2 separate regions of the Homo sapiens genome follow, and region 2 is linked to region 1. A link is an interaction called in ENCODE POLR2A ChIA-PET data of the cell type or tissue named here. Cell type or tissue: GM12878. All regions are shown on one strand. Links, peaks and the distances in the headings refer to the core of each region. The heading gives the core; the rest is flanking DNA.

Region 1 (12,007 bases), core at 313-8,312:
TGATGAGAGCAGGGTTGGGGGCAGGGGTAGCCCAGAAACGGTGGCTGCCGTCCTGACAGGGGCTTAGGGAGGCTCCAGGACCTCAGTGCCTTGAAGCTGGTTTCCATGAGAAAAGGATTGTTTATCTTAGGAGGCATGCTTACTGTTAAAAGACAGGATATGTTTGAAGTGGCTTCTGAGAAAAATGGTTAAGAAAATTATGACTTAAAAATGTGAGAGATTTTCAAGTATATTAATTTTTTTAACTGTCCAAGTATTTGAAATTCTTATCATTTGATTAACACCCATGAGTGATATGTGTCTGGAATTGAGGCCAAAGCAAGCTCAGCTAAGAAATACTAGCACAGTGCTGTCGGCCCCGATGCGGGACTGCGTTTTGACCATCATAAATCAAGTTTATTTTTTTAATTAATTGAGCGAAGCTGGAAGCAGATGATGAATTAGAGTCAAGATGGCTGCATGGGGGTCTCCGGCACCCACAGCAGGTGGCAGGAAGCAGGTCACCGCGAGAGTCTATTTTAGGAAGCAAAAAAACACAATTGGTAAATTTATCACTTCTGGTTGTGAAGAGGTGGTTTTGCCCAGGCCCAGATCTGAAAGTGCTCTACTGAGCAAAACAACACCTGGACAATTTGCGTTTCTAAAATAAGGCGAGGCTGACCGAAACTGAAAAGGCTTTTTTTAACTATCTGAATTTCATTTCCAATCTTAGCTTATCAACTGCTAGTTTGTGCAAACAGCATATCAACTTCTAAACTGCATTCATTTTTAAAGTAAGATGTTTAAGAAATTAAACAGTCTTAGGGAGAGTTTATGACTGTATTCAAAAAGTTTTTTAAATTAGCTTGTTATCCCTTCATGTGATAATTAATCTCAAATACTTTTTCGATACCTCAGAGCATTATTTTCATAATGACTGTGTTCACAATCTTTTTAGGTTAACTCGTTTTCTCTTTGTGATTAAGGAGAAACACTTTGATATTCTGATAGAGTGGCCTTCATTTTAGTATTTTTCAAGACCACTTTTCAACTACTCACTTTAGGATAAGTTTTAGGTAAAATGTGCATCATTATCCTGAATTATTTCAGTTAAGCATGTTAGTTGGTGGCATAAGAGAAAACTCAATCAGATAGTGCTGAAGACAGGACTGTGGAGACACCTTAGAAGGACAGATTCTGTTCCGAATCACCGATGCGGCGTCAGCAGGACTGGCCTAGCGGAGGCTCTGGGAGGGTGGCTGCCAGGCCCGGCCTGGGCTTTGGGTCTCCCCGGACTACCCAGAGCTGGGATGCGTGGCTTCTGCTGCCGGGCCGACTGGCTGCTCAGGCCCCAGCCCTTGTTAATGGACTTGGAGGAATGATTCCATGCCAAAGCTTTGCAAGGCTCGCAGTGACCAGGCGCCCGACATGGTAAGAGACAGGCAGCCGCCGCTGCTGCATTTGCTTCTCTTAAAACTTTGTATTTGACGTCTTATTTCCACTAGAAGGGGAACTGGTCTTAATTGCTTGATGAAGAGCAGGAGACTCATTTATGTGAGTCTTTTGAGTGACCATTGTCTGGGTCACTCCCATTTAACTTTCCCTAAAGCCCATTTGAAGGAGAGGTCGCACGAGCTGCTCCACAACCTCTGAATGGGGATGGCATGGGTAATGATGCTTGAGAACATACCAAGCCCCACTGGCATCGCCCTTGTCTAAGTCATTGACTGTAGGTCATCATCGCACCCTTGAAAGTAGCCCATGCCTTCCAAAGCGATTTATGGTAAATGGCAGAATTTTAAGTGGCAAATTCAGATAAAATGCATTTCTTGGTTGTTTCCAATGATGACTGTTATCTAGAGGGAATTTAAAGGCAGGGGTTTACTGCAGACTCAGAAGGGAGGGGATGCTCCGGGAAGGTGGAGGCTCTGAGCATCTCAATACCCTCCTCTTGGTGCAGAAGATATGCTGCCACTTCTAGAGCAAGGGGACCTGCTCATTTTTATCACAGCACAGGCTCCTAAATTCTTGGTCTCATTCTCAAGATGTTTTAATGACTTTAAAGCAGCAAAGAAATATTCCACCCAGGTAGTGGAGGGTGGTAATGATTGGTAATGCTTTGGAACCAAAACCCAGGTGGCGCTGGGGCAGGACTGCAGGGAACTGGGGTATCAAGTAGAGGGAGACAAAAGATGGAAGCCAGCCTGGCTGTGCAGGAACCCGGCAATGAGATGGCTTTAGCTGAGACAAGCAGGTCTGGTGGGCTGACCATTTCTGGCCATGACAACTCCATCCAGCTTTCAGAAATGGACTCAGATGGGCAAAACTGACCTAAGCTGACCTAGACTAAACAAGGCTGAACTGGGCTGAGCTGAGCTGAACTGGGCTGAGTTGAACTGGGTTGAGCTGAGCTGAGCTGAGCTGGGCTAAGTTGCACCAGGTGAGCTGAGCTGAGCTGGGCTTGGCTGCACTAAGCTGGGCTGAGCTGGGCTGAGCTGGGCAGGGCTGGGCTGAGCTGAGCTGGGCTGGGCTGAGCTGGGCTGGGCTGGGCTGGGCTGAGCGGGTCTGAGCGGGGCTGAGCTGAGCTAGGCTGGGCTGGGCTGAGCTGGGCTGAGCTGGGCTGAGCTGGGCTGAGCAAGGCTAGGCTGAGCTGGGCTGAGCTGAGCTGGGCTGAGCAAGGCTAGGCTGAGCTGAGCTGAGCTGGGCTGCGCTGAGCTGGGCTGGGCTGCGCTGAGCTGGGCTGGGCTGAGCTGGGCTAGGCTGGGCTGAGCTGGGCTGAGCTAGGCTGGGCTGGGCTGGGCTGAGCGGGGCTGAGCGGGGCTGAGCTGAGCTAGGCTGGGCTGAGCGGGGCTGAGCTGAGCTAGGCTGGGCTGGGCTGGGCTGAGCCAAGCTGAACCGGGTTGAGCGTGCTGTGCTGGGCTGAGCCAAGCTAGGCTGAGCTGAGCCAAGTTGAGCTTAGCTGGGCTGAGCTAACCTGGGCAGGGCTGAGCTGGGCTGAGCTAACCTGGACTGGGGCTGAGCTAACCTGGGCAGAGCTGAGCTGGGCTGAGCTAACCTGGGCTGGGGCTGAGCTAACCTGGGCTGGGCTCAGCTGAGCTGAGCTACGCTGGGCTGGGCTGGGCTGAGCCGAGCTGAACTGGGCTGAGCAGGCTGTGTCGGGCTGAGCCAAGCTGGGCCGAGCTCAGCAGAGCTGAGCCGAGCTGAGCTTAGCTGGGCTGAGCTAACCAGGGCTGGGCTGAGCTGGGCTGAGCTGAGCTGAGCTGAACTGGGCTGAACGGGCTGAGGCGAGCAGGGCCGAGCTGAGCAGAGCTAAGCCGAGGCTGGGCTGGGCTAACCTGGGCTGGGCCGAGCTGAGCAGAGCTAAGCCGAGGCTGGGCTGGGCTAACCTGGGCTGGGCTGAGCTGAGCTGGGTTGGGCAGGGCTGGGCTGGGCTGAGCTAAGCTGAACTAGGGTGAGCTGGGCCGAGCCAGGCTGGTTTGGGCTGAGTTGAGCTGACCTGGACTGGGGCTGAGCTAACCTGGGCTGGGCTCAGCTGAGCTGAGCTACGCTGGGCTGGGCTGGGCTGAGCCGAGCTGAACTGGGCTGAGCAGGTTGTATCAGGCTAAGCCAAGCTGGGCCAAGCTCAGCAGAGCCGAGCCGAGCTGAGCTTAGCTGGGCTGAGCTAACCAGGGCTGGGCTGAGCTGGGCTGAGCTGAGCTGAGCTGAACTGGGCTGAACGGGCTGAGGCGAGCAGGGCCGAGCTGAGCAGAGCTAAGCCGAGGCTGGGCTGGGCTAACCTGGGCTGGGCTGAGCTGAGCTGGGTTGGGCAAGGCTGGGCTGGGTTGAGTTGGGCTGAGCTAAGCTGAGCTAGGGTGAGCTGGGCTGAGCCAGGCTGGATTGGGCTGAGTTGAGCTGACCTCAACTGAGCTGACCTAGGCTGAGCTGAGCTGAGCTGAAGTAGGCTGTGCTGGGCTGAGCTGGGATGACCTGGGCTGGGCTGAGCTGATTTGGGCTGGGTTGAGCAGACCTGGGCTGAGCCGGGTTGAGCTGAGCTGAACCAGGATGAGCTGGGCTGAGCTGAGCTGGGCTGGGTGGTCCAGGCTGGGCTGACCTGGACCAGGCTGGGCCAGGTTGAGCTGGGCTAAGCCGAGCTGAGCTGAGCTGAGCTGGGATGATCTGGGCTGGGCTGGGCTGGGCTGAGCTGACCTGGGCTGGGCTGGGCTGAGCTGAGCTGAGCTGAGTTAAGCTGAGCTGAGCTGAACTGGGCTGTGCTGAGCTAGGCTGGGCTGGGCTGAGCTGGGCTGGGCTGGGCTGAGCCAGATTGTGCCTGGCTGAACTGAGCTGGGCTAAGCTGAGCTGGGCTGAGCTGGGCTGAGCTGAGCTGGGCTGAGTGGGGCGGGGCTGAGCTGAGCCGGACTGGGCTGGGCTGGGCTCAGCTGAGCTGAGCTGAACTGGGCTGGGCTGAACTGGGCTGGGCTGAGCTGAGCTGAACTGGGCTGGGCTGAACTGGGCTGGGCTGAGCTGAGCTTGGATGAGCTGGGCTGAACTGGGCTGGGTTGAGCTGGGCTGGGCTGAGTTGAGCCAGACTGATCTGGGCTGAGCCGAGCTGGGTTAAGCCGAGCTGGGTTGGGCTGGGCTGGGTTGGGCTGGGCTGAGCCGGACTGGGTTGGGCTGAGCTGAGCTGGACTGGGCTGAGCTGAGCTGGTCTGGGCTGGCTGAGCTGAGCTGTGTTGAGCCAAGCTAGGCTGGGCTGGGCTGAGCTGGGCTGAACTGGGCTGAGCGGAGCTGAGCTGAGCTGGGCTGGGTTGAGCAGAGCTGGGGGCTGAGCTGGGCTGGGCTGGGCTGAGTTAAGCTGGGCTGACCTGGGCTGAGTTAAGCTGGGCTGACCTGGGCTGAGCTAAGCTGGGTTGAGCCGATCCGGGCTGGGCTGGGCTGGGCTGAGCCAGGCTAGGTTGAGCTGGGCTGGGCTGGGCTCTGCTGTGCTGTGCTGAACAGGGCTGAGCTGAACTGAGCTGAGCTGGGCTGAGCTGGGCTCTGCTGTGCTGTGCTGAGCAGGGCTGAGCTGAACTGTGCTGAGCTGGGTTGAGCTAAGCTAGGCTGGGCTGGGCTGAGCTGGGATGAGCTGGGCTGGGCTGGGCTGGGCTCTGCTGTGCTGTGCTGAACAGGGCTGAGCTGAACTGAGCTGAGCTGGGCTGAGCTGAGCTCTGCTGTGCTGTGCTGAGCAGGGCTGAGCTGAACTGGGCTGAGCTGGGCTGAGCCGGGCTGAGTTGAGCAGAGCTGGGTTGAGCAGAGCTGGGCTGGGCTGGGCTGAGTTGAGCCAGGCTGACCTGGGCTGAGCCAAGCTGGGTTGAGCCAAACTGGGCTGGGCTGGGCTGAGCCAGGCTGGATTGAGCTGGGCTGGGCTGGGCTAAGCTGGGCTGTGCTGCACTGAGCTGGGCTGAGCTGGGTTGAACTGTGCTGAGCTGAGCTGGGCTGTGCTGAACTATGCTTAGCTGGGCTGGGCTATACTGGGCTTAGCTGGGCTGGGCTAAACTGGGCTTAGCTGGGCTGGGCTATACTGGGCTTAGCTGGGCTGGGCTATACTGGGCTTAGCTGGGCTGGGCTATACTGGGCTTAGCTGGGCTGGGCTGAGCTGAGATGGTCTTAGGTGGTCTGAGCTCAGCTAGGCTGGGCTGAGCTGGTCTGAGCTCATCTGAGTTGGGCTGAGCTGAGCTTGGCTTTGCTGAGCTGGGGTGGGGTGGGCTGGGCTGGATTGAGCTGGCCTGGGCTGGGATGAACTGGATTGAGCTGGCCTGGGCTGGGATGAACTGGAGGACATGGCACTGGGCCAATCTTCATGATCTTGTTGGACATAGATGGATAGCCTCAGCTGAGTCTACACTGCGTTCCCCATCACACTCACCCTCCCTATACTCACTCCCAGGCCTGGGTTGTCTGCCTGGGGAGACTTCAGGGTAGCTGGAGTGTGACTGAGCTGGGGGCAGCAGAAGCTGGGCTGGAGGGACTCTATTGGCTGCCTGCGGGGTGTGTGGCTCCAGGCTTCACATTCAGGTATGCAACCTGGGCCCTCCAGCTGCATGTGCTGGGAGCTGAGTGTGTGCAGCACCTACGTGCTGATGCCTCGGGGGAAAGCAGGCCTGGTCCACCCAAACCTGAGCCCTCAGCCATTCTGAGCAGGGAGCCAGGGGCAGTCAGGCCTCAGAGTGCAGCAGGGCAGCCAGCTGAATGGTGGCAGGGATGGCTCAGCCTGCTCCAGGAGACCCCAGGTCTGTCCAGGTGTTCAGTGCTGGGCCCTGCAGCAGGATGGGCTGAGGCCTGCAGCCCCAGCAGCCTTGGACAAAGACCTGAGGCCTCACCACGGCCCCGCCACCCCTGATAGCCATGACAGTCTGGGCTTTGGAGGCCTGCAGGTGGGCTCGGCCTTGGTGGGGCAGCCACAGCGGGACGCAAGTAGTGAGGGCACTCAGAACGCCACTCAGCCCCGACAGGCAGGGCACGAGGAGGCAGCTCCTCACCCTCCCTTTCTCTTTTGTCCTGCGGGTCCTCAGGGAGTGCATCCGCCCCAACCCTTTTCCCCCTCGTCTCCTGTGAGAATTCCCCGTCGGATACGAGCAGCGTGGCCGTTGGCTGCCTCGCACAGGACTTCCTTCCCGACTCCATCACTTTCTCCTGGAAATACAAGAACAACTCTGACATCAGCAGCACCCGGGGCTTCCCATCAGTCCTGAGAGGGGGCAAGTACGCAGCCACCTCACAGGTGCTGCTGCCTTCCAAGGACGTCATGCAGGGCACAGACGAACACGTGGTGTGCAAAGTCCAGCACCCCAACGGCAACAAAGAAAAGAACGTGCCTCTTCCAGGTGAGGGCCGGGCCCAGCCACCGGGACAGAGAGGGAGCCGAAGGGGGCGGGAGTGGCGGGCACCGGGCTGACACGTGTCCCTCACTGCAGTGATTGCTGAGCTGCCTCCCAAAGTGAGCGTCTTCGTCCCACCCCGCGACGGCTTCTTCGGCAACCCCCGCAAGTCCAAGCTCATCTGCCAGGCCACGGGTTTCAGTCCCCGGCAGATTCAGGTGTCCTGGCTGCGCGAGGGGAAGCAGGTGGGGTCTGGCGTCACCACGGACCAGGTGCAGGCTGAGGCCAAAGAGTCTGGGCCCACGACCTACAAGGTGACCAGCACACTGACCATCAAAGAGAGCGACTGGCTCGGCCAGAGCATGTTCACCTGCCGCGTGGATCACAGGGGCCTGACCTTCCAGCAGAATGCGTCCTCCATGTGTGTCCCCGGTGAGTGACCTGTCCCCAGGGGCAGCACCCACCGACACACAGGGGTCCACTCGGGTCTGGCATTCGCCACCCCGGATGCAGCCATCTACTCCCTGAGCCTTGGCTTCCCAGAGCGGCCAAGGGCAGGGGCTCGGGCGGCAGGACCCCTGGGCTCGGCAGAGGCAGTTGCTACTCTTTGGGTGGGAACCATGCCTCCGCCCACATCCACACCTGCCCCACCTCTGACTCCCTTCTCTTGACTCCAGATCAAGACACAGCCATCCGGGTCTTCGCCATCCCCCCATCCTTTGCCAGCATCTTCCTCACCAAGTCCACCAAGTTGACCTGCCTGGTCACAGACCTGACCACCTATGACAGCGTGACCATCTCCTGGACCCGCCAGAATGGCGAAGCTGTGAAAACCCACACCAACATCTCCGAGAGCCACCCCAATGCCACTTTCAGCGCCGTGGGTGAGGCCAGCATCTGCGAGGATGACTGGAATTCCGGGGAGAGGTTCACGTGCACCGTGACCCACACAGACCTGCCCTCGCCACTGAAGCAGACCATCTCCCGGCCCAAGGGTAGGCCCCACTCTTGCCCCTCTTCCTGCACTCCCTGGGACCTCCCTTGGCCTCTGGGGCATGGTGGAAAGCACCCCTCACTCCCCCGTTGTCTGGGCAACTGGGGAAAAGGGGACTCAACCCCAGCCCACAGGCTGGTCCCCCCACTGCCCCGCCCTCACCACCATCTCTGTTCACAGGGGTGGCCCTGCACAGGCCCGATGTCTACTTGCTGCCACCAGCCCGGGAGCAGCTGAACCTGCGGGAGTCGGCCACCATCACGTGCCTGGTGACGGGCTTCTCTCCCGCGGACGTCTTCGTGCAGTGGATGCAGAGGGGGCAGCCCTTGTCCCCGGAGAAGTATGTGACCAGCGCCCCAATGCCTGAGCCCCAGGCCCCAGGCCGGTACTTCGCCCACAGCATCCTGACCGTGTCCGAAGAGGAATGGAACACGGGGGAGACCTACACCTGCGTGGTGGCCCATGAGGCCCTGCCCAACAGGGTCACCGAGAGGACCGTGGACAAGTCCACCGGTAAACCCACCCTGTACAACGTGTCCCTGGTCATGTCCGACACAGCTGGCACCTGCTACTGACCCTGCTGGCCTGCCCACAGGCTCGGGGCGGCTGGCCGCTCTGTGTGTGCATGCAAACTAACCGTGTCAACGGGGTGAGATGTTGCATCTTATAAAATTAGAAATAAAAAGATCCATTCAAAAGATACTGGTCCTGAGTGCACGATGCTCTGGCCTACTGGGGCGGCGGCTGTGCTGCACCCACCCTGCGCCTCCCCTGCAGAACACCTTCCTCCACAGCCCCCACCCCTGCCTCACCCACCTGCGTGCCTCAGTGGCTTCTAGAAACCCCTGAATTCCCTGCAGCTGCTCACAGCAGGCTGACCTCAGACTTGCCATTCCTCCTACTGCTTCCAGAAAGAAAGCTGAAAGCAAGGCCACACGTATACAGGCAGCACACAGGCATGTGTGGATACACATGGACAGACACGGACACACACAAACACATGGACACACAGAGACGTGCTAACCCATGGGCACACACATACACAGACATGGACCCACACACAAACATATGTGGACACACATGTACAAACATGCACAGGCACACAAAGAGAACACTGACTACAGGCACACACACACACGGGCACACACATGGATATGTGCACACATGGACACATACATGTGCAGGACATGCACACACACAGACACACTAGCACAGAGGCATACACACACAGACACACACATTCACAAACACACATGTGCATGCAAACACACACACATGTACAGACACAAGTACATGGACACATGCACACCCAGAGACACACTGACACAGACACACAGGAGCATGTGATACACTAACACGTGGACACACACGTCTACCCACAGGCACACAACAGATGGACACGCGTACACAGACATGCACACACCCACAGGCACAACACGTGCGCATGCCGGCCGGCCCCCGCCAACATTCTCCCAGGGCCCTGCCGGATACTCTGTCCCTGCAGCAGTTTGCTCCCTGCGCTGTGCTGGCACCGGGGCTTTGGGCCCAGGCTCTGCTTGTCCTTCTGTCTCTGCTTGGAGGTGCTGCCATGGCACCCAGCTTGTGCTCTGCCTGGGGAGCGGAGGCCCCAGGGATAGCATGTGACCCCTGCTGAGGCCAGGCTCCTGATGAAGGCAGCAGATAGCCCCCACACCCACCGGTGAGCAGAACCAGAGCCTGTGCCATGTGCTGAGAGCAGGCAGTGACTAAGCATATGGGCCCAGAGGGCAGAGTGGCTGCCCTGGGCAGCTGCTCCTCTTAGCAGGAGGCCTCAGGAGATGAGCTAGAGCAAGTCTGCCCCTGCAAATACCACCTGCTCCCCAACCCACAGCAGGGAGCAGGCGAGGTCAGACAGCAGCAGCCCGGGAAGGACCGAGCCCCAGCAGGGAAGGCAGGGCCCGAGTGAGGTCTCCACACCCAACGCACAGTGCTGTCTCTAACTGGGGCCACCTCCGAGTCCCCGCCACACTCTTGGCCCTTTGGAGTCCTGGGCTCCAGGTGTCTCCCAAGGGCCCATCTGTGCAGGGGATGCAACCCCCCGAATGTCCTCATCCCACTGTGGAGCTCAGGTCTCTGTCTGCTCCCTGGGTCCTGGCAGGGTAGGACAAGTCCGCCAGGATGTCCCCATGCAGACTCTGCTCCAAGAGGGAGCTGGAGAGTCAGGGCCTTGGTGAGGGAGTCAGGATCGGGTTCCCCCCAGCTCAGTCCTCCCACCTGCCAGCCCCCACAGCACAGGGCAGGGCCACACCCCCTGCTTCCCCCTCCAGGAGAGTCAGGACATGCTGGCCGCTGCTCCGCTGGGGCCCCGCCCTCCAGCCCCCACCTTGGTCTGTGTGCTGCATCCCCCACGCTCTCTCTGCCACCCCAGGACTCTGAGGAAAAGACCTCAGAGTCCCAGCCCTGCCCAGTCTCGGCCTGTGCCCCCGCTGCATCAGGCTTTCAGGGGCCCAGCCCATGCCCTGGGCAGTGCCCGAGCCCCCCTGCACTTGCTCTCCCCACCCCTGGGTGCAGCACAGCCTAGGGGCCAAGGGTGGGCCTAGAGGATGGGCCCCGGGGGGGCTTTGCTGGGTGCCACCCCAGCCTGACCCTATTCCCCCGTGCTGTGTCTCCTGCAGAGGGGGAGGTGAGCGCCGACGAGGAGGGCTTTGAGAACCTGTGGGCCACCGCCTCCACCTTCATCGTCCTCTTCCTCCTGAGCCTCTTCTACAGTACCACCGTCACCTTGTTCAAGGTAGCACGGCTGTGGCACAGGGAGGAGGGTGCAGGGCGAGTGTGGGGCCCAGGGAGCAGCCTGGGCTGGACGTCTAGCCCGGAGGCCCCCACACCACCCCACTGGGTCATCTCTGCCCCGGCTCCCTTCCCGACCACGGGGAAAGCATTTCACACTGTCTCTGTTGCCTGTAGGTGAAATGATCCCAACAGAAGAACATCGGAGACCAGAGAGAGGAACTCAAAGGGGCGCTGCCTCCGGGTCTGGGGTCCTGGCCTGCGTGGCCTGTTGGCACGTGTTTCTCTTCCCCGCCCGGCCTCCAGTTGTGTGCTCTCACACAGGCTTCCTTCTCGACCGGCAGGGGCTGGCTGGCTTGCAGGCCACGAGGTGGGCTCTACCCCACACTGCTTTGCTGTGTATACGCTTGTTGCCCTGAAATAAATATGCACATTTTATCCATGAAACTGCTTTCTGGTGAGGGTTTTTGTTTCTTTTTCAAAACTTTCCTGCTACATGGGCATCTCAAGGGGGACCCCAGTTCCAAAGGGAGCTGTGGAAAAGAGCGCTGGGTCAGCCAGCGCAGGGGGTTTCGAGGAAAGCCACGTGCCCAGGAAAGGGGCCGCAGAAGCAGGTGGGCCAGACTCAGACTCGGGGCATGCCCAGCCTGATGGAAGGAAGGGGACTGAGCAGGAGAGGGTTCCAGGCCTGGTCCTCCAAGCACAGCCTGAATTGAGAGACTGGGGCTCAGGCCTCGGGGGCCTCTGTGTGTGCTCCACATGCCTACAACTGCCCGGGTCACCTTGCCACCCTTCCCAGCAAGCCCAGACAGTTCTTGGCCTTGCCCCAAACCTTCATGATGTGTGGTGCACGCCACCGGGATCCAGGAGGTGCAGGCTGAGCCCTCGAGAGCATGTGGGCCTCACCGGGATCCAGGAGGTGCAGGCTGAGCCCTCGAGAGCATGTGGGCCTGTCTGCACAGTGTGGGGGCCTTGCACTCCACAGGAGCACAGGGGTGGGGTAGCAGTCGCGCCCGTGGCAGGGGAGTGGAAGTTGGAGCAAAAGTTTCAGGTGAACGAGTGTCTTAGTCTAATTGGGCAGCTATCACAAAACACTATCGGCTGCAAAGCTTGAGCAACAGACATTTGCCTCCCACAGCGCTGGAGGCTGAAAGTCTAAGATCAAGGCGCCGGCAACTTCAACGTCTGGCGAGGGCCAATTCCCAGCTCAGAGACGCGCCTCCTCACTGCATCCTCGCGCAGCCGAAGATGGTGAAGGAGCTCTCAGGGTCTCTGTCATACAGGCACTAAGCCCGTCACGAGGGTCTCTCTCATACAGGCACTAAGCCCGTCACGAGGGTCTCTCTCATACAGGCACTAAGCCCGTCACGAGGGTCTCTCTCATACAGGCACTAAGCCCGTCACGAGGGTCTCTCTCATACAGGCACTAAGCCCG
Region 2 (16,936 bases), core at 3,707-11,706, 410 kb before region 1:
TATCAAATGACCTCATAAAAAGAGCAAAAACCTGAATAGATTTTTTTCAGAAGACACATGCATGAAAAACAGAGCATAAAAATGTCCTCAAGATGACTAATTGTCAGAGGAATTCGAATCAAAAGCACAATGACATATCACCTCACACCACTTAAAATGGCTATTATCAGCAAGACAAAAGATAAGAAATGTTGGCAAGAATGATCCACAGCCATAAAGAGAGCTTTGATTGGCCAAGAGACTGATTTCAGTAACTTTCTCCTGTGAAGAGACCACTGACCATGGACTTGTCCTGGCCAATTTCCAGAGGCTGTGCACTGTGTGTCTTTCTGCCCCTGCACAAAGCCCTTTTGATATGCAGGACCCAGCTGTAATTCATTTAGTTCTTAAGTCCTCACCCCAAAGCAAAGCTGAAATGCATGTATCATGTGTGTTTGCTTATTAGACATGAGAGCCTCCACGCCATGTGAATATCCATAGCTCCTTCTATAGCCTGCTGAGTGTGTACACTCGGCCAATCCATTTGCACAAATTTGTTTCTCATCTTTCCCTCTCTTAAAGTGCCTGCTCACAGTCTCTGTGGGAGGCTTTCCTTCCCAGCCTGTTAAGATGGCCGTCCTGCAGCTTCAACCCTTTCTGAGAAATAAAGTCTCCTTTCTAAATTTATAAACTGGGTGATTCTTCCGTTGAAAGCACAAGCTGTTGGGAAGAGTTATATGGCAATTCCATAAATGCCTGGAAGACAAGTGTGGATAGGGTAGGGTAAGAAGTCCTGGGGGCTGCACACCCCACTCTGATGGAATTTCCCTCCAGAAACTTCTGGGTTCTCAAGATGAGAATCCAAACAGATTCCCTCATGGCTCTGTCATCAGGAGAACTATACTCTGATAAGTATGCCCAGAACTTCCTCCAGACAGACCCTATAGGGAAAAAATACTTTTCAAGATCTTTATTCTGTGAGGGGAAGGGATTCTTTTCCATCCCAGACAGCTTCATCTTAGCCTTCCTGAGTCATGAAAAGGAGTATAATTAATAAAACATCTGGGGTCAGATTCAAGAAAATAATCTGTGGATGCTGCAGCCAGGAGGGGGAGTGGAGGACGGAGGAAAATCAGCTGTACCACTGAATACTCCTTGTAAATGGTACAGCCTAGAGAAAGAATAGCAAGAAATCATTGGAATTCAATTTCCAGAACATATACTGCTCCCCTACCCACCACATCACCTCACCACCAATATGATTAATCTGGATTAAAGAGAAAAGTGTGGAAAGGCACAGACTCCATCTAAGGACTAGAATTTAGGGAAACCAAAGGCAGTGGGAGAGAAAAAGTCAAGGACAGTAAAGTGACTTAAAACCTCTTAGACCAACAGCTTCAGGAACAAGGTCACATCCTCTCCCTCACTGAAATTAGATTTACCTCTCATGGGGCATCTGCAGGGTGCGCAGGTGAGAACTGGCAAAGAGAACATGAAGGCACTTTCCAAATCTCCATTAGTACCTAGCTCGCTTTAGCTGTTTGGAAAAAGCAAAACCACAACAAACATAACCAGGACTAGGATCAGTGTTGGAAGCACTTTTCACTGGCAAGACACTAAGAAGGAGGGCAAATTCGAGGCCAGTTACTATGCAAATATGCCACTGTGAGTGTGTGTGGTGGTGAGCTTTGAGACATAGGGTCTGTGGGTAAAGTTATAATCGATAAAATCTTCAACCACAGAATCCTAAAAAAAAGAGCCTTCCCCAAAGTCCCATCAGTTCCTGGACTCGCCATGTGTCTGGACCGTATCAGTGGATCCGGAGCTCCAGGGAAGGGGCTCCCTGATGGCTTTTATGATTCCTTGCTTGCCGTGCTGAGGTCTCCCTGTAGATTATGTTGGGTTTTCTAAGGCCTATTTTCTATTGTAAGAGGTGGTGGGGGAAACAATTTCTGTCACTGAAAGAGCATTCTGAGCCAGGGCACAGCCCCTTCCTACTGAGCTTGAGATTCTGGGAGGAAAAAGTTCTCTGACAGGAGGAAAAAGTTCCCAGACAGGAACTTCCCTGCAGGGCAGGAGCTGAGCGGCAGGGGGCGCTCAGGGAGCACCCAGCACAGGACCCAGCCCTGGGGCAGGTGCACAGGAGGCTGGGGCAGGGTTTTCTCTCAGGAATTGAATGTTCCTTATTTCAAAGCAATAATGACCTAACATTTAAATAAGAATTTAGCAAGTACTGATGTGCCTGTAAGTATTTTATTGTATACGCAGCCTATACCTAACCCAATAATTTAATGCAAACCGGATTTAAAAGGAGAAATGTCTAGGTCTTTCAAATGTATTTCTAGTTAGGAATTGAGGGGTGGTTTTATTAATTCAATGGGTGTTACTGTCCGGAGACACACTCATCCCAGAAGTTAGATGTGCAGAGGGCAAGGCTCAGGAAAAGTTCAGGTAGACAGTGAGCCATATGAACAGGGAATCACATTGAGGACCATGTCCTGTGAGATTCTGGGTTTCTGTGAGAGGAGTTCTGTCTTCATGGACTTCTGGGCATGTCAGAGGACAAATATTAAACAAAGTTCAGGGCAGGGAGCTCAGCATCCCACTGTGGCGTGGTCCACATGTCACCTATCTTCTTCCTCAGGGTGGCGTGGCCTGAGCTATGAAAAACCTGCCTCATGAATATGCAAATGCACTGCTGTCTACCGAGGTAAATACAGATCTTTCCTTGCCCAGAGACCATCACACAACAGCCACATCCCTCCCCTACAGAAGCCCCCAGAGCGCAGCACCTCACCATGGACTGCACCTGGAGGATCCTCTTCTTGGTGGCAGCAGCTACAGGCAAGAGAATCCTTAGTTCCAGGGCTGATGAGGGGACTGGGTCCAGTTAAGTGGTGTCTCATCCACTCCTCTGTCCTCTCCACAGGCACCCACGCCCAGGTCCAGCTGGTACAGTCTGGGGCTGAGGTGAAGAAGCCTGGGGCCTCAGTGAAGGTCTCCTGCAAGGTTTCCGGATACACCCTCACTGAATTATCCATGCACTGGGTGCGACAGGCTCCTGGAAAAGGGCTTGAGTGGATGGGAGGTTTTGATCCTGAAGATGGTGAAACAATCTACGCACAGAAGTTCCAGGGCAGAGTCACCATGACCGAGGACACATCTACAGACACAGCCTACATGGAGCTGAGCAGCCTGAGATCTGAGGACACGGCCGTGTATTACTGTGCAACAGACACAGTGTGAAAACCCACATCCTGAGAGCGTCAGAAACCCTGAGGAATGAGGCAGCTGTGCTGAGGCTGAGGAGATGACAGGATTTATGAAGTTTAAATCTGTTTAGAAAATGGGTTGAGTAATTGAGTAAAACAGCAATGGAAAGATGTGTACACTGTCATTATGTAGGAAATAGTATTTTCAACTGTCACCCTATAAGTAACACTCACAGAGTGGGAAAGGCAGCCATCAATCAAGCTGATGCAAACATTCCCATGGGGGCTTTGTGGGGACATACATTTTATAATTGGATCTATAAATCATTAGAAACAGGATTGCTTGATCTCATGGTAAGACTAAATATAATTTCCAAGAAGTGGCCGAAATTTCTTCCAAAATGTCTTTGCCCTTCCTTTTACACTGAATTTATTTTAAAGGAGTTTTAGGATCACAACAAGTTTGAGTAGAAGAAACAGAGTTCCCATGCACTCCTGCCCCCCGACGCTCAGCCTTCTCTGCTATCAACACCCTGCACCAGTGTCATAAATCGGTTACAGAGGATGAATCTCCACAGACACATTGGTTGTTTCCTTTTCTGGTGGTCCCTGGTATAACAAGCCTCAACTATCTTGAAGCACCCCAGGTTCAAGTGGATTCTTCAAGTGGGTTACTGGGAATGATGCCAGGTAGAAGGAAAGTGGGTGGGACCATTCCTCTTTGCACTCTTTCCTCAAGGATCCATAAAATGTACATTTACATGGAGCTCCTCTTTCTCCTGGTTTTATATGCCTCTTCCCCAATGGTAAGGTTTCCCAGTGTTTACAGCGGGGGTCCCCAGTCCCCGTGCTGTGGATCCGTTAAGGTGTGCAGTGCGTTAGGAACCGGGCCACACAGCTGGAGATGAGTGGGGGCGAGCCAGCATCGCTGCCTGAGCTCTGTCTCCTGTCGGATCAGCTGTGCATTAGATTCTCCTACAAGCCGAATTCACTTTTTTTATATATATACTTTAATTCTAGGGTACATGTGCATAACGTACAGGTTTGTTACATAGGTATACATGTGCTATGTTGGTTTGCTGCATTCATCGAATTCTATTGTGACCTGCACATACAAGGGGCCTAGACTGAGCGCTCCCTATGAGAATCTAATGCCTGACGATTGCAGGGGGAACAAGTTCATCCCAAAACCACCCGCCGCCATCATCCATGGAAAAATTCTCTTCTACCAAACTGTTCCCTGGTGCCAAAATGGTTGGGGACACTGGTGTAGAGGCAGGTCTGTACCTTGGAAAGCCAGCAGCTTCTGGTGAATCCCATAATTAATGTCCTTTAATGAGAAGTGGAGACTTTGGTCATGAGGGCCTTCGTGAATAATGCCCTACAGTTGGATTCAAAACATTGTAAGCTCTTGGGGGGTGTTTCTGGATAAAGCCCTTTGTGCAGAAAATGCAGACACATCCATGGGATCCATGCAGGAAAAAAGCTTCCTTTACAAAGTGGTTTGGCACCTGGAAGGAGCTCTCAGGGTTGGGCACTGTACCCTTTGCTGGCTGCACTTTAGCCAGAGGCTTAAGCCTGATTGGTCTTGCAGTGGGAGAGCCTTCCTGGGGTCAAAGGTTACAAAAATGCCTGTCATCTTCCAGCTGAGCAAGCCCATCTGCGTGCTTGTCAGTGTCAACCCCATGAGGGGTGCACTCTGGAAGATGACAAGATGCACACAAACCTCCTCCCACTGATTATCCACTACCACACACTCAGCTGCAACCCGTGCTCCAGAAACGGACAGGGGCCTGCAAGGATAAACAGAACGGAAGTATTTTATTACCTGGGAAAGCACTGCCAAATGCCACGTTTCAGGAAGGTTAACTCATAAGTGTTCAGGAAGTGACTGAAGGGCAGTGGTGGGTGAGGTGACAGGACTGCCTCAGGGCTTCACATGAGGAGGGCTCCCTCCCACACAGCCTTTTCCTCCAGGAGCTGCACCAGGAACTCACAGAGGATCAGGAAGGATTCTGAGAACATTCTTCTGTGGCGCTGACTAGAGGGGCAAAATAAATTATAAAAAATAAATCAATTCTAAATATAGTATGATGTTTGTTATTAGAAACTATTTCTGGATCCTGTGGGAACCCTGACATAAGCCACCATTCTCTGTGAACAAACATTTAACCTCTCCTTCCATGGGGAGGTCGACGAGCTTGGATTGGTTCTTTCATGGATAGTATCCCCCAAACTCCTCTCCACTCCCTGCGTATCCCCCGGTCTCTCAGTGAGAAGTTCTCCTGAGTGGAATGTGGTTGATGTAGTGAGATCTTCAAATTTCCCGTCTTCTGTGTTCTCATGTTCTCCCCTTATCTGAGATTAAGAAATGCACCTGCATGTAGTAAATTATAGCCTACTGTCTCTCATGGACAAAATAATGGCCACACCAACCAACCCTGTGGCTGACAGCAACCACTGGCGGCCACCATCCCCTCCACAGCCTGTGTTGGAACATCACCTGAGAGATTGTGTTAGCAACTTTCCTTCAGAATCATCTTAAAAACTTTGTGTCCCATTTCACATGGAGACGTCATTTTTCCATTTCATCTTCATAGAGAAATAGAAGGAGAAGAATACCAAATACACTTCCTATCTCCAGATTATTCAAATATAATTGTCCCTTTATCACCTTCTGATTTCTGGTCTTCACAGAATACTCTACAAATTTTTCTCACTGGCGTTATACCAAAAGTTGTGAAGCACCAGATACTGGGATTAATTTAACCAACATTATTATTCTAATAATTCTTAGAATTTAGAATTACAATTATCATCTTTTCGTATACGGATAAACTAACCTATGCCTTTGAAAATAAGCCCTTACATGAGAGTGAAAAGCTATAGATTTGGAGGATTTCCTTGCAAATCCAATATTTGGAAAAGGTTTTTTATCACAAATATACAAATTAACTTACAATTGAACAACAAAACCACAGAATTTAATTTTAAAATGGGCAGAGACCCGAATAGAAACCATATCCAAAAAACAAACATAAAAAGTGATCAACTTGATTTTCATTAGGTGTACTTATGTTTAATATTTAAAAAGTTCTACTAAACTATGAGAATGGGTAAAAATTACAAGGTAGACAATATCAGATGGTGATGAGGAAGTTGAAAAACAGGAACTTTCACCCCTTGCTGGTGGGAATGCCGAAATGGCACATAGAAAACTACAGTTAATAATTTATTGTATATTTCAGAATAGCTACAAGATAAGATTTGGAATGTTCATAACACTAAGAAATAATCAGTGATAGAGATGAAGGATATCCTAGTTATCCAGATTTGATCACTGCACATAAAATGCTTTTATCAAAATATCAGTTGTACCACCTAAATATTTTGAAATATTGTGTATCTATATAAATCAAACATTAAAAAACACCAATGCAGTGGAATCCAGCTAATTGCAGATTCCCATTAGATGGGATGTGCTGCATGATCTGTAAACTAATCAGAATCTGTGGGTTTGTAAAGGACTTTAGAAATCAACTAGGCTGCTTGTTTCTAAAGATAAGTCTCCCTAGTTTAAATATTTTCTTAATGGGTGACGATTTTGAACATAGAAGAAATAGTAATATTTGTGTCTTGTAAGTTTTCTTCTTCTCATGTCACGAGAAAAGGTTTGCAGGGAGGAATCTGGGACCATCTTTCAAGTCTCAACTTCACTGTGATTACCTCAGTAAGTATTTTCTGATACCCCTGACTAAGATAAGTCTCGTATCTGTCCTAGAAACTAAAAGTAGAATTCTAAGCATCTACCTGACCAGATGGACCCTTCCTCTTGACCAAGGAGTTCCAGAGACACTTTTAAACCTAGCTCCGGCCGTGTTAGAAATAGAGGATCAGAAATGCCTCATTATACCCTCCTCCCTTTGGAATTCAAGCACAACTAACCAGCATTTTTATGAAAACAGAGCTTAAGGCTCAGAAAACAGATTATTTGTAGCAGTAAGATACCAAATTCTAACCTTACTCGAGAATATCATCACAGGACAGAGAGCAGGCATTGAAAGGAATCAAAGGCTTTTACCCTAAAATATATTCCTTTGACATATTTTAAAATAGCCAGGCACAGTTATCTTTTGTGAGAGAGATTTACATTCTGTAGAGAATCTCCTTCCCTTTCCAGGTCTTTTTCTTATACCGAGGAGATTAGCTGAGGGTCTAGCTTCTTTTAAAGGTCTTAGGAGAAAACATTTCCCAGCTATTGCCTCTAAAGGTGGTCACATAAGAGACTTCATCTACATAGTAAGAATCTTGTTCTCCAAAACCTGTTATCTTAACCTAGAAACATTTTTCTACCGGTTTCAGGTCTTTAGAAAAAAGCTTAAATCTTTCAATCAATTGTCAATCAGAAAATATTCGAACTCACTGTAAGTTGTAATCCCCGCCCCACACTGCCTCACTTCTAGCTGTTTTGTCTTTATGGACCAAATCAACATATATCTCACATGTATTGTTTGGTGACTGTCTCTCTAGTACACTAAATTTAAGCTACCATCAAGCCACTTTGGGCACATGTTCTCAAGATCTTCTGGGGCTGTTCACAGTTCATGGTCCTCACATTCGCCTCAGAATAAATCTCTCTAAATATTTTGCAAGGTTGCTTTTTCATCAGTAGTTCTAACAGAACCTACTCTGTGGTTTTTGTTAAAAGCATTATATTAATATAGTATTAGTAATATTAGTATTAGTTATAACACATGTTGGAAAATTCTTATGAAGTTATGCATAGACTAACAATGGGATCAAGTGTAAATGTTTCAAAGTATTTAAGCAAGTTATTTCAAAATTTATCTTCTGCAGATACTTCTATCAGATTCATTATATCAGCTAATTACTTGCTTTATGATTTTTGCATTTTATTGTAGATGATCACACCCTATATTTTCTTGGCCTTTATCGTAGAAAATTGTGTGAAACTAGTCAGGGCTACATTTGCAAGTAATTGTCGCAGTGGCTGCCTGAATTGCAGTGGGTTTCCTCTGCAGCCACCAGTCACTCAGATTACTCCAATGACACCTTAATTTTGTTTCCTGCTTGGCTTTGGGCCTTAGTCTTGTGCTCTCCAGACAGACTCTGTCTTTCATCTCCCCTAGGTCAGGCCAGAGCCACATGGACCTGATGATTGTCAATATGGTGGGAAGGGTCGCACTGAACGGGCACTCTCTGTCCTTCTGAGGGAGCCATACTGCAGGCAGACATGGCAGTCCTGGCTCAGGGTGTGTCCTTCCAAGTATCCCTGCCCTTCCTGCAGGTGTGATGCTGATCCATGCATCTTCCTCCCATTCCTGGGTAGAGGGTCTCCTTGTTCTTTCCCCAATCTTCTCCCAGCAGCCACTATGTCTTCCCACTGATGTCTTCAGCTTCCTCTTTTCTGCCCTTCCCAGCAGATGAGTCTGTTATTCCTGAGGGAAGAGAGAGGAGGTGGGAGATGAGGCTGTTATTCCTGAAAGAATGGACAGAGCTTTGGAGCTTTTCTTTCTTCTACCCCAGTTTCTACGAGTTCCTCCAGTGCCTGTAACACAGAGCTGTCAGTGGCTTTGCCCCTGCATGTTAATTCTTTGGTCATGTAGTGGTGGTGAGGGAGCTGGGTCTGGATGCATTTCAGCCACAGCTGCTGTTCCACTTCCCCACACAGAACCGTCTCGGGAGGAAGAGGTTGGAGATTTTTCTGATGTGTCCTCAATCCTGGGAGAAAAGTTTTCAATAGCAATAGGAATCTCTCAGTTGTATGTCCGCTGAGAATTTAAACAATAACTTCTTTATAATACTAAATTTTAAACAATCCAATGAATATATCTAATTTAATTTTGTATTAGCTTATGTGACATTTGCTGGCCTCTCCCCCAGATAAGGTCATATTCTCTTCCTGTTTGTTCCTGCAAGTCACTGAATTTCACAAGATGTAAGGTCTCTTGATTATACTATAACATCAATAATCTGGTGTACTAAAGAAAATGTGCTAATTTGCAGCTTACTAAAATTAGTTGTTTTAGTAAAAATAATATATTTGTTATAGCATGCCTACATCTCCAGGCTGAGTAGAAGCTTTATTTGTAATACTCAGAAACTGCAAATAACACACATATTAAGGAGCTTTCTAAATAAATACTATGGGTGAATTCTTTAACTGGAATACTGTTCCTCATTAGAATCAACACATTCTTTATACACAACCAAATTACTGACTCCCAAGTAATTATACTGAGCAAGAAGCCACACAAATGAAATTGAAAATATAAGATTTCACTTTAACAAAATCTTGAAAAATAGATCTGAATTAACAAAGATGAGAGGTTGACTCAGTATGGTGAGAGGGAAATAATGGGGAGGCAGGAATGAGAGGAACACAGGGAGGCTTTTAACTGTAATCATCGTTATCTCGATTGTTATTTTGGATACACAGGTGAGCACACGTGAAATTATGTTTTTTTTCCTTCGGAGACATGGTTTTGCTTTGTCGTCCAGGCTGGAGCTCCGTGGTGAGATCATAGCTCTCTGCAGCCTCAGACCCTGGGTCTCCAGCAATCCTCCTCCCTCTGCCCTATGTAGCTGGGACTACAGGGGTGCACCACCATGCTCGGCTTCAGTGCGTATTAAACCGCACACTTCAATTATGCAGTATTTATTATATAGCAATAATGCCTCAATAAGGGTATTACAAATAAGTGGATAATTTGTTAAAGATTGATGGAAAGATAGATACCAACATGAGAAATGTATGACACTCAAGAAAATAAAACTGTAGGAAACTTGCTTTTCTTTATATTTGTTAGGTAATCACCACAGTGTGTACACATCACACCATGTTCCCATTACAGAGAAAAGGTTCTGCGAACCTCACGAGCTGTGACCCCTGTGTGCTGGGCTTGGTTCAGGGAGAAGTCAGGTCCAGTGGTGAGAAGCACAGGCCCAGATGCCCAGGCTCACTCTGACCAAATGTGAGCACTGGGGACATTGTAAAACCCACCTGTGCTTTTGCTGATAATTTTTCATCTTTAACATGGAAATAATATTGATACTATATACCATGGTTTCTCTGCGTATGTAAAAATAAAAGATGATTGGTGCTAACTTTAAAAATATGCAGTTTATGTAGATCTATGGTACCTCAATAAAACTGTTTTAAAATAAAAATTACAAAATTATAAGATTTTTAGGTTTTAAGGTTTAAGTTTATCACAAAACAAACTGACAATAGGAAAGCACAATTTCCCAATGCTTTCAATATCACAGATCTCCCCGAGGACATTCTGACATGCTCTGAGCCCCACTATCTCCAAAGGCCTCTCACCCCAGAGCTTACTATATAGTAGGAGATATGCAAATAGAGCCCTCCGTCTGCTGATGAAAACCAGCCCAGCCCTGACCCTGCAGCTCTGAGAGAGGAGCCCAGCCCTGGGATTTTCAGGTGTTTTCATTTGGTGATCAGGACTGAACAGAGAGAACTCACCATGGAGTTTGGGCTGAGCTGGCTTTTTCTTGTGGCTATTTTAAAAGGTAATTCATGGAGAAATAGAAAAATTGAGTGTGAATGGATAAGAGTGAGAGAAACAGTGGATACGTGTGGCAGTTTCTGACCAGGGTTTCTTTTTGTTTGCAGGTGTCCAGTGTGAGGTGCAGCTGGTGGAGTCTGGGGGAGGCTTGGTACAGCCTGGGGGGTCCCTGAGACTCTCCTGTGCAGCCTCTGGATTCACCTTTAGCAGCTATGCCATGAGCTGGGTCCGCCAGGCTCCAGGGAAGGGGCTGGAGTGGGTCTCAGCTATTAGTGGTAGTGGTGGTAGCACATACTACGCAGACTCCGTGAAGGGCCGGTTCACCATCTCCAGAGACAATTCCAAGAACACGCTGTATCTGCAAATGAACAGCCTGAGAGCCGAGGACACGGCCGTATATTACTGTGCGAAAGACACAGTGAGGGGAAGTCATTGTGAGCCCAGACACAAACCTCCCTGCAGGAACGATGGGGGGGAAATCAGCGGCAGGGGGCGCTCAGGACCCGCTGATCAGAGTCATCCCCAGAGGCAGGTGCAGATGGAGGCTGTTTCCTGTCAGGGTGTGGGACTTCATCTTCTTCTGACAGTTTCTCTAGTGAACCTCTCTAACCTCAGAATTCTGTGCTTACTAATGTCATCTCTACGTATTTTTTAAAAGATCATTTTAATATGAGCACCTATTCTCACACGCACCAAATGCAGATTGACGCTTACAGAGATGAAAAGTTCTCAACCATGGTCACCAGGATGAGAGTCCTGAGGAAACTCAGGGGTGCCTGGTGACTCTTCCGCAATCAGTCCTGGGACAGAAACCTCAGGGACAGCCTTTATGAGTTTTGATCACATCTAACAGAGAGGATGGGCCAGGGCCAGAGTCATGTAGAACCTCACAGGTTCCACGTCTGACCCTTCTCCTGACACTAAAGCCAATCAGCATCAGCACTGACCTGGTGCTCCTTTTGCTCCCAATCCATGTTCTTTCTTTGGAGAGTTTCTTCTCCCTTTTTTATTTGCTTTTCCTGTTTCCTGAAAAAGAAACAGATGGTCCCCTTGGTCCACATTCCAGGGCTCAAGGCATTTTCTTGGAGCTCAGGTGGGGCTCAGGCTGTGGCTCCTGCAGCCACGTGGGAGAGGCTGATGGGACTTCCTTCTCTCCCCATTTTCTCAGGACCCTCCACTGTGTTGTGTGTAGGCTCATCTGGGAATGCAGTTGACCATTAATACTGAAGGGGACAAACTCATTTGATCAAAATGGGATGTGGATGTGGAGTTAACCCTGTTCCGTGCACAGTGTCAGAGTCGTCTGCTTCAGAAGTAGTGTTAGAAAGAGCTGGTGAAATTTATCAGAATCAAGATGGAGCCACTTGTGTTAAAGCCCTAATGAATGAAGCTGGGGAAGGCCATGAAGGAGGGTTCTAACACACATATTCCTGATAATAAGAACTACCATAAATAGACTCTGCACAACCATAACCTTGCACAGAAGCCACCACAACATTAAAAGAATTACTTCTCCCAGTGTATCTGCCCAGCAACTCCCTGTTCAACTTTACACCGATGTGCCCCTGTTATTGATCCTTCTAGCCCAGGACAATTGTCTTAAACAGCTGATGTGACCCTCCTCATTTTTCCTTTATTCTTTATCTTCCTATACCAACCTGAATGCACCCATACATTTCAATTGCAATACACTTCCTAGAATACATATTATTATATTTTAGAGTCTCTCTCTCTCTGTTATTCAGGGTTGACAAGCTACAGATGGACATGCCACTTTCTTTTTTTATGACTTTTTTTAAAAATTTTATTATTCTTGTACTTTAAGTTTTAGGGTACCTGTGAACAATGCAGGTTTGTTACATATGTATACATGTGCCATGTTGTTGTGCTCCACCCATTAACTCGTCATTTAGCATTAGGTATACCTCCTAATGCTCTCCCTCCCCACTACCCCCACCCCACAACAGTCCCTGGAGTGTGATGTTCCTCTTCCTGTGTCCATGTGTTCTCATTGTTCAATTCCCACCTATGAGTGAGGAAAAAAATGATGAGTTCATGTCCTTTGTAGGGACACGGAAGAAACTGGAAACCATCCTTCTATCATTCTCAGCAAACTATCGCAAGGACAAAAGACATGCCACTTTTCTGTGAGATGTGGAGGATGACAGTTTTTGGAGATGTCTGGGAATACCCAGTGTCCAGAAGATCATCCATCAATAAGTGCAGGCTGGAGGTCCCAGAGAGAGGCAAAGCTGCTGAAACACCATGGAATTTCATTTTCTCCAGTTCTGCTCTGATGGAATCAGGCCCACCTGTTTTGCTTGTCTTAAGTAAATTCACAGCACCACATATATTAGTGTTGCAGTGAATAACTACAAAGTCTATCCTAACCAAGTGTACCATCAAATTTACCATTACCCAGAGGGAAGAATCTTTAACATGAGATCTATGTTCATAATTTTTTAAGGTGAAAAAGTGATCACTATCCAATCAGGCAAATATGATTTTGCTAATGAGTGGTAGATGTTGCATGTATTTTTGGATGTCATCCCTTTTTCAGATGCATGGCTTGCAATTATATTTTCCCATTCTGTAGGTTGGAATTATTTCCACACTTTGTAGAATCTTTTTGTTGTGATGTAGTTCCACCTGTTTAATTCTGCTTTTGTTGTCTGTGCCTTTAATGTGAAATATAGGAAATCATTGTTAATATATTATTTTCTGGGTCGGGGAAATTTTACAATTGCAGGCCATATGTTTAAATATCTGGCCCATTCAGAGTGATTTTTGTGTTTATTCTAACCCAAAATTCTTAACTCTTTGCATGTGTACATCCAGTTTTTCTAACACATTCATAGGGAGAGACTTGGTTTATCTGTTTTATATTGTGGGTTCTTATGCTGAAAATCAGTTTGCCATTGATACATCAGTTTATTTCTGAGCTCTTTCTACATATTTATGCCAACTCCATCCTGTTTTTATTATTCTACTTTTGTTATTACTTTTGAAATCTGGAAGTAAGATGTAAGTTTATTTTTGCCTTTTTACAGATGCTATAGCAAAATATTTTAACCTTTCACTCTTCCATATAAAAGTATGGCTTTAAATAATGACTTTTATTATATACAGGTTATATTCTTGTATTCCTAACTTTTAGAGGTTTTATTATGAGATCTTGAATTTTTTAAATGTTATTTTCTATGTCTGGTGAGAAGTTAACTGATGCTTTTCCTTTATTCTCTTAATTTACCACATCAGATTTATTGATTTGAAGATATTGATTCATCAGCGCATCTCAAAAATAATTTGGAGCTTGTCATGGTGTACAATCCTTTTAAAGTCTTATAGAACTTAGTTGACTATGAATTGGGAGTAGCTTGTTTACATATACTAAGAACATTTGTCAGAAGTTTGGTTTTCTTCTTTTGCCTTGTCTATTACTGGTAATACAGTGATTGGAGCCTCTTAGAAAGAGATTAGAAGGTGGGGACCTCACGGATTTTTTAAAAAGTTAGAGAACGGTTGTCATCACTTTTTTAAACGCTGAGAGTCATTTGTTATCTAATATATAACCCATCATGAGGAATATCTCTAGTGTGCTTGGGAAGCATGCATATTACGCTGCTGTTGGTTGGAATGTTCCGTAGATGTCTGTTAGGGCAGTTTGTTCGAGAGTGCTTAAGTCCACGGGCTTCCTAAGAATTTTTCTGTGGATGCTCTGTACATTATTGAAGGCGAGGTTTTGAAGTCTCCTAATTTTTTTATAGTTTTCTATTTCTCCTTTTATACATCTTAAAGTTTCATAAATGTAGTTATATTTCTAGTTTTTCAAATATGTAAAAGAGAAATAAAAATATTTGCTTAGTAATTTTAATGAGAAAATCACATAACAAGAAATTATATTTTCCAAATGCTGCCATCAACACTAAACTCCTCCAGGAGTCTCACATCTGCCCTGGGCTCTGCTCTCTCCTCAGGCATCCCACCTCAGCATTTGCTGCAGAGGAGGGGACGTGAAAATAGGGCCCTCCCTTTCCTGATGGAAACCATCGCAGCCCTGAGCCTACAGCTCTGGGAGAAGAGCCCCAGTCCAGCATTACCAGGAGTTTTGATTTGACAATCAGCTCTGAACACACATGGCTCACCATAGAGTTAGGGCTGAGCTGGGTTTTCTTGTTGCTATTTTAAAAGGCAAATAATGGAGAACTAGAGATATTAAGCATGAGTGGATGTGAGTGAAAATACAGTGATTATGTGTGGCAGGTTCGGACCAAAATGTCCCTATGTTTGTAGGTGTCTAGTGTGAGGTGCAGGTGGTGGAGTGTAGGGGAGAGACAAGAGGCAGAAAAGTGTGCAGGAGGCCGGGTGAGGCTGTAGACACTGTCAGCCCACTATGCCAATCCCACCACGAGTGCTGGAGAAGGTGGGAGTCTGATGAAGCTTACTAACAACCCTGTGGTCCAAGCTAATTCCATCAAGGCCATTGGTTCTTCCCAGAGCATAGCTGTCCATCGGGAATCTCCCATGTGCCCAGCAGCAGCCACGCGTTAGCAACTTCACTGTGCACAGTCATTGTTTGGGAGGAGCTCCAGGATGTGTCTCTTTGTCAAAAACTGGGTGATGGTGTCAGAGAGCTGTGCCGGGTGCCTGGTCCACGTGCTCCCTGACATTGGAGGTATAGGAGGTGCGTTCTCAGGGTGGAAACACCTTTTATGGAAATGTACATAATAAATCACGATTTTCCTTGGTTCTCTTAGACGACATGGAGAAGCAAGCATGCACCCTGCAAACAATTGTAATTTCCTGCTTTACCCCAAGTTCATGATTTCTTGTAAACTTTGATTTCTGTCCAAGTACAGAGATACTGATTAGAGTGAGTTTGGTTCTTTCCACACACTAACCCTCACCTCCCCCAGATAGAGCACATTGTCCTCACTCTGAGTCTGAGGGAGGAGCTGTTCCTGTACAACTCAGGGACTGCAGAGACCCCCGTGTGCAGCTTTGCAGAGTCAGATCTTTCCTCATGTGAGGCGACCTCCACTGCCCGTGATTGCTGCTCAGGTCTAATTGTGGATTCGGGATTATGACACCCTTTGGGCTATCACAGGTCAATCTTATTCTGAAAATCACCGTAATTATAGACAGAGGTAATAATCCAGTACCCATTCTTCTGTCCGCAGTTTGTCTTTCTTATTTGGTTGAAAGTTTGAAGAAAAAATGTGACCATATATTCATCTAATTCTAACCTCTGAATCTGCTATTTGCTCTCGGGGACCTACAAATTGCAAAACAGTGAGTTCTTCATTTTCATCAAAATGTGCAAATTTGTGAATTTCAACATGTTGTTCAGAACCTGTGCATGCCGACAACTGTGATTCTCGGTGCACTCCTGGCCTGGTGAAGCCCTCACAGATCCTCCCCCTGGCCTGTGGCATCTCTGCTTCTCCATTACAACCAGTGCTTCCTGCTGGAGCTGGATCCGTCACCCCCCGGGGAAGGGACTGGAGCGAATCAGGTGCACAGGTCATGAGGGAGTGCACAATCCAACCCACTCCTCAAGAGTCCAGTCACCATCTCCAGATCCACATCCAAAAAACAGTTTCTCCTACAGCTGAGCTACCTTAACAAGGAGTACACAACCATGATTTTTATACAAAAGACACAGCGAGGGGAAGCCATTGTGCGCTCAGAACACTCTACAAATTTTCCTCCCTAGTGTTTTACCAAAACTGGTATATATTTCAGATACTGAAATATTTACAACCTACGTTATTATGCTAAGAATTCTAAGTTAGAAGTTAGAATGATAATTGTCTCTTTTTTTTCCTTTTTTTTTTTTTTTTTTTTGATACTGAGTCTCACTGTTGTTGCCTGGGCTGGAGTTCAATGGTGCAATCTCGGCTCACTGCAACCTCTGCATCCCAGGTTGCAGCAATTCTCCTGCCTCAACCCCCCAAGTAGTTGAGATTACAGGCGCCTGCCACGATGCCCGGCTAATTTCTGTATTTTTAATAGAGACGGGGTTTCACCATGTTGGCCTGGCTGGTCTCAAACTCCTGACCTCAGGTGATCCAACCGCCTCAGCCTCCCAAAGTGCTGGAATTACAGGCAGGAGCCACTGCACCTGGCCAATTATCCTCTTTTCATAGATGGATAAACTAACCTAGGCCTTTGAAAATAAACCCTTATCTGAGA

Evidence for each region. ChIA-PET counts read pairs that join two places held together with the same protein. Peaks named below come from ENCODE experiments on the same cell type or tissue, not always from the same donor. Only the 100,000 strongest peaks of a DNase experiment are listed, where the experiment ranks them.
Region 2: POLR2A ChIA-PET joins it to region 1 with 10 read pairs; 2 of 35 experiments call an interaction of 5 or more read pairs at or near these places.

The regions. Positions count from the first base shown.
Region 1 is chr14:105,850,717-105,862,723 of GRCh38, reverse strand. It overlaps MIR4539 (microRNA 4539), which reads left to right and starts at 5,152; the gene lies at 5,152-5,211. MIR4507 (microRNA 4507) reads left to right here and starts at 4,549; the gene lies at 4,549-4,600. MIR4538 (microRNA 4538) reads left to right here and starts at 4,482; the gene lies at 4,482-4,559. MIR4537 (microRNA 4537) reads left to right here and starts at 3,171; the gene lies at 3,171-3,240. It also overlaps IGH and IGHM. RefSeq lists an enhancer at 354-935. In GM12878, for the core only: a CTCF peak has its summit at 2,169; a DNase peak (open chromatin) is centred at 563; H3K4me3 peaks cover 6,229 bases; H3K27ac peaks cover 5,712 bases.
Region 2 is chr14:106,262,825-106,279,760 of GRCh38, reverse strand. It overlaps IGH, the pseudogene IGHVII-22-1, the pseudogene IGHVIII-22-2, IGHV3-23 and IGHV1-24. Among named protein-coding and RNA genes, the nearest start is that of LINC00226, 16 kb to the left of the region's middle. In GM12878, for the core only: a CTCF peak has its summit at 11,228 (motif pointing right); a DNase peak (open chromatin) is centred at 10,540; H3K4me3 peaks cover 151 bases; H3K27ac peaks cover 257 bases; H3K27me3 peaks cover 170 bases.